Regions from separate parts of the Homo sapiens genome. Here region 1 is linked to region 2. Evidence: read pairs that join two places in POLR2A ChIA-PET (ENCODE). Cell type or tissue: GM12878. All regions are shown on one strand. Each heading gives the region's core, and the rest is flanking DNA. Links, peaks and the distances in the headings are about the cores only.

The links. ChIA-PET counts read pairs that join two places held together with the same protein. Peaks named below come from ENCODE experiments on the same cell type or tissue, not always from the same donor. Only the 100,000 strongest peaks of a DNase experiment are listed, where the experiment ranks them.
Region 1: POLR2A ChIA-PET joins it to region 2 with 5 read pairs; 5 of 35 experiments call an interaction of 5 or more read pairs at or near these places.

The regions. Positions count from the first base shown.
Region 1 is chr4:70,841,930-70,844,735 of GRCh38, forward strand. It overlaps LOC124900710 (a long non-coding RNA gene), which reads left to right. Exons shown (of 3, transcript XR_007058131.1): 2 at 2,204-2,342. It also overlaps a transcript of GRSF1 not described here. Among named protein-coding and RNA genes, the nearest start is that of GRSF1, 3.4 kb to the left of the region's middle. In GM12878, for the core only: no CTCF peak of the experiment used is centred there; DNase peaks (open chromatin) are centred at 1,307 and 2,442; H3K27ac peaks cover 259 bases.
Region 2 is chr4:70,769,656-70,772,461 of GRCh38, forward strand. All of the region lies in intron 5 of RUFY3 (RUN and FYVE domain containing 3), which reads left to right. Among named protein-coding and RNA genes, the nearest start is that of RUFY3, 49 kb to the left of the region's middle. In GM12878, for the core only: no CTCF peak of the experiment used is centred there; no DNase peak of the experiment used is centred there.

The sequences.
Region 1 (2,806 bases), core at 90-2,589, 72 kb after region 2:
GGAGGCTGGGATGCCTCAGTGTTAAAATGACAAAAGAAAACCCCAGAGCAAGAACCATGATCCCTCAGAGGAGTCCCAGAAATGTCCAAGACAGCCTGGCTGGGAGAGGGGGTGTGGGAAGGGCAGGCCCCCAAGAGAGGTCCCCACATCCTCTGGCTAGAGGCTAGGCCCAGGACCCACCAATGCCAGCAGCCCTCACCTCCCTTTGGGGTGAGAGCAGGTGCTGAGGTCAGGCTGGTTTTTGTTTCCCACTGCTTGTTCGTGATTTGTTCTTGGATACCTGGAAAGGGGCCAGTTGAGGCCTCAGGGGTTGAGGCCCCTCTGGAAATGTGGTTCCTGGGAATGGGCCTGGACATAGAAGCCACTGGATGTCTCTTCCCTGAACAGTAATTTTGTTCATCAGTAATCCTGTAACTTCCCAAGGAAAACAAAGAACAGGCTAGTCTTCCCCACCCCAGCCAAAAAAGAGAAGGGGGTTTCTTCATCTGCAAGATTTGGGAATCCTAGAGTTACTTATTTATATAGAGACAGGGTTTTGCTCTTTTGCCCGAGCTGGGGTGCAGTGGTGGGAATATGACTCACACTAGCCTTGACCTCCCGGGTTCAAGTAATCCTCCTGCCTCAGCCTCCCAAAGTGCTTGGGATTACAAGCATGAACCACCACACCTGACCTATTTTTCTTTTCGTAAGCCTCCCTTTCAAGAAGGAAAATGGGTTAGCCCTTCCTAACAGATCATCACTACAAATAACAGGTTGCTGATGTATTGGAGACTCTGCCTATATTTACTCTTGCCCTCATTTTCTTAATAGCAGCAGTCATCATCTATAACATAAAAATCTGAATGGATTGGAAACCTAAATAGACAGAAATCCTGTACTTTATAATCAGGAGTATAAATAATAAGAGGCAGCCTGGGCAACCTGGCGACATCCCGTATCTACTAAAAATACAAAAAATTAGCTGGGCGTGGTGACACCTGCCTGTAGTCCCAAAAGGTCACACGCTCTCTCACAGCACAAACTGACCCTAAAACCGGAGCCCACAAGGTTGAGGCTTCAGTGAGCTGAGACCGCACCACTGCACTCCAGCACTCCAAAGTAGCACCTGCCATCCTCATGACAGAGTGAGACCCTGTCTCAAAAGTAAATAAATAAATAAAATTAAATTATAAGAGGCCATTGGTTTGGACTGAGCTCTTCTACTATGCCCAAAAGACCAAACCAAAATGCAGTTACTCACCTTCCACAAGACCAAGCTGAAACTAAGTTTATTTGACCTTCTGAGTAATCAGGAGAGACAGATAATGGCCAAATCCTCAAACAGACTGGTGTTAGCTGGCAGGATAAGGAAGGCCCCTTTGCTTTGACCTTTATAGGGAAAATACCTGAAACAACCAATCTGCTTTGTATTCTCTGTTTCTACTTTCCTTGGCCCTTTTCTATCTACAAACCCAACCTCCTTTGCTCAGCTCATCAAAACACTCACTCTATAGAATGAGATGTTGCCCGATTCTAGAATAGAAAATAAAAGCCAATTAAGATTTATAAAAGCTGAGGCCGGGCGCAGTGGCTCAAGCCTGTAATCCCAGCACTTTGGGAAGCCGAGGTGGGCGGATCACCTGAAGTCGGGAGTTCGAGACCAGCCTGACCAACATGGAGAACCCCCTCTCTACTAAAAATACAAAATTAGCTGAGCATGGTGCGCATGCCTGTAATCCCAGCTACTCAGGAGGCTGAGGCAGGAGAATTGCTTGAACCCGGGAGGCAGAGGTTGCAGTGAGCCGAGATCGTGCCATTGCACTCCAGCCTGGGCAACAAGAGCGAAACTCTGTCTCAAAAAACAAAAAAAAAAAAATTTCTAAAAGGCGTGTGCGGTGGCTCACGCCTATAATCCCAACACTTTGGAAGGCCGAGGCGGGCAGATCACTTGAGGTCAGGAGTTCAAGACCAGCCTGGCCAATATGGTGAAACCCCATCTCTACTAAAATACAAAAATTAGCTGGGCATGGTGGTGTACACCTGTAATCCCAGCTACTTGGGAGGCTGAGGCAAGAGAATCGCTTGAACCTGGGAGGTGGAGGTTGCAGTGAGCTGAGATCGCGCCACTGCATGCTAGCCTGGGCGACGGAGAGAGACTCTGTCTCAAAAAAAAAAAAAAAAAAGATTTGTAAACTAAATTCATTGTAATTTTGTCTTTTGACAGTTCTGGCAACTGACAAAGGGACCTAAAGGACACTGCTGATGACTTCTGAGACTCCCGGAGGAATATCAGAGAGGTGCCACAGAGCCACAGATGCCTTTTGAGGTCCTCGGTCTTCCTCATGGAGCCTCAAGGGTTATAGGTAAGTTCCGCTCGGGTGGACTCCTTTTTTTTTTTTTGGCTTTTGAATTTAGGATTAGTTTATGCTGTGAGACAGTGCATGACCTTTTGTGGTTTGCAGTGGCTGACAAGTCATTGGCAAGAGCTGCAGTTTTGTCTTGGCTGGGTGCGGTGGCGCATGCCTGTAACCCCAGCACTTTGAGAGGCAGGTGGATTGCTTGAGATCAGCCTGGCCAACATAGCAAAACCCCGTCTACTAAAAATACAAAAATTAGCCAAGTGTGGTGGTGCGCCCCTATAATCCCAGCTACTCGGGAGGCTGAGGCATAGGAATCATTTGTCTCAAACAAACAAAGAAAGAAACAAGCAGAAAACAAAAAGAAAAAACAAACAAAAAGAAGAGACAGGGGTCTGATGCTATTTTCCGGGCTGGAGTGCAGTGGTTATTCACAAGCACAATCACAGGACATTACTGCCTCAAACTAC
Region 2 (2,806 bases), core at 119-2,618:
TGTTTGACAGCATTTTACCCACAGTAGAATTTCTTTCAAAATTGGAGTCAGTCCTCTCAAATCTTGCTGCTGCTTTATCAACTAAGTTTATGTAATACTCTAGTAAACCATGCTGTAAACAGATGTGCTGTCTTTGTTGTACCCTTTATTTTTGTTTTGTTTTTGTTTTTGTTTTTTGTTTTTTAGAGACAGAGTCTTAATGTGTCTCCCAGGCTGGAATGCAGTGGCACCATCTCAGCTCACTGCAACCTCCGCCTCCTGGGCTCAAGCAATCCTCATGCCTCATCCTCCTGAGTAGCTGGACTACAGGCATGCACCACCACACCTAGCTAATTTTTTTATTTATAGTAGAGATGGGGTTTTGCCATATTGCCCAGGCTGATCTCAAACTCATGGCCTCAAGTGATCTGCCTGCCTTGGCTTCCCAAAGTGCTGGGATTACAGGCATGAACCACCATGCCCAGCCCACTATTCCATTTATAAAGCATAGGCAGAGTAGATTTAGCATCATTCTTAAGGGCCCTAGGATTTTCAGAATGGTAAATGAGCACTGGCTTCAACTTAGAGTCACCAGCTGTATTAGCCTCTAACAAGAGAGTCAGTCTGTCCTTTGCAGCTTTGAAGCCAGGCATTGACTTCTCATCTATAGCTATGAAAGTCCTAGATGGCATTGTCTAATAGAAGGCTGTTTTGACTACAGTGAAAATCTGTTGTTGAGTGTATCCACCTTCATCAATTATCTTAATTAGATCTTCTGGATAACTTGCTACAGCTTCTATTATTTACATCAGTGCTTGCTGCTTCAACTTGTACTTTTATGTTATGGAGACACTTTCCTTAAACCTCGTAAACCAGTGGCTGCTAACTTCAGGCTTTTCCTCTGCAGCTTTTTTACCTCTCAATCTCCATAGAATTCAAGAGCATTAGGGCCTTGCTCTGAATTAGGTGTTGGCTTAAGGGAATGTTGTGGCTGGTTTGATCTTCTATACAGACCACTCAAACTTTATTCCTGTCAGCAATAAGGCTGTTTTGCTTTCTTGTCATTCATTTGTTCATGAGTAGCACTTAATTCCCTTCAAGCACTTCTCCTTTGCTTTCACAACCTGGCTGTTTGGCCCAAAAAGCCTACCTTTTGGCCTGTCTTCTCTTTCGACATGCCTTCTTCACTGAGCTTAATTTTTTCTGGCTTTTGATTTAAAATAAGAAATGTGCAATTCTTCCTTTCACTTGAACACTTAGTGGCCATTGCAGGGTTATTAATTGGCCTAATTTCAGTATTGTTGTGTCTTAGGGAATAGGGAGGCCAAGGAGAAGGGAGAGAGATGGGGGAACGGCCAGTAAGTAGAGCAGTGAGAACATACACATTTATGGATTGCTTGCCATCTTATATGGGCGTAGTTCATGGAGCCCCAAAATAATTTTGATAGTAACATCAAAGATCACTGATTACAGGTTATCATAGCAGATGTAATAATAAAGAAAAAGTTTAAAGTACTGTGAGAGTTACCAAAATGTGAAACCGAGACATGAAGCGAGCACATGCTGTTGGAAAAATGGCACTAATATACTTGCATGACGCAGGGTTGCCACAAACCTTCAATTTGTAAAAAATGCAATATCTGTGAAGCAAAGTGCAATAAAATGAGGTATGTGTGTGTGTGCGTGTGTGTGTATACTAAAATATATGCAGTTGACTCTTGAACAACAGAGTAAGGCATTCCACATGGTAGAAACATCCCACATAGAAAATTCACCTAAAACTTTTCATTCCCTAAAAACGTTAAGTACTAATAGCATACGATTAACCAGAGGCCTTACTAGTAACATAAACAGTCAATTAACACATATTTTGTATATTATAAATAGTTATATTTATATTTATTTTATTTTATTTTTGAGACAAAGTCTCACTGTCATCCAGGCCGGAGTGCCGTGGAGTGAACTCAGCTCAGTGCAACCTCTGCCTCCCAGGCTTAATTGATCCTTCCACTTCAGCCTTCAGAGTAGCTGGGACTATAGGAACATGCTACCACACCCAGCTAATTTTTTTGTTTTGTGGAGACAGAGTTTCGCTATGTTGCCTAAGCTGGTCTTGAACTCCTGAGCTCAAGTGATCCTCCTGCCTCGGCCTCCCAAAGTGCTGGGATTACAGGCATGAGCCATGGCGCCTGGCCTATTGTATATTTCATATGCTGTATTCTTACAATAAAGTAAGCTAGAGACAAGAAAATATTATAGGAAAATTATAAAGATGAGAAAATATATTTACTATTCATTTAAATGAATGGATTATCATAAAGGAACCAGATCATCATAAAGGTCTTCACACTAACCAGATTGATGAGGAGGAGGAGGAAGAGGAGGCGGTTGGTCTTGCTGTCTCAGGAGTGGCAGAGATGGAGGAAAACCTTTTTTTTTTCTGCCTGGATGACAGAGTGAGACTTTGTCTCAGAAATAAAATAATATAATATAAATATATATTTTATATTGTGTATATATATAGTATATAGGTGGACTCGCACAATTCAAAGTCGTGTTGTTCAAGAATCAACTGTACAGTTGTCCTTCAGTGTCCAAAGGAGATTATTTCCAGCACCTCCATGAATACCAACACTCACAATGCTCAAGCCCTTACAGTCAGCCCTCTGCGTCCTTGGATTTTAGGACTTGCTGAGAATGAGAGCGAACTGTACTAAAGGCCATTAAAGCACGGTAGTTAAGAGTAAAGGCTCTGAAGCTAACTGCCTAGGTTTGGATTCTGGCTTCCTCATTTTCTAGCTGAATATATTTTATAATTACTTAGTTT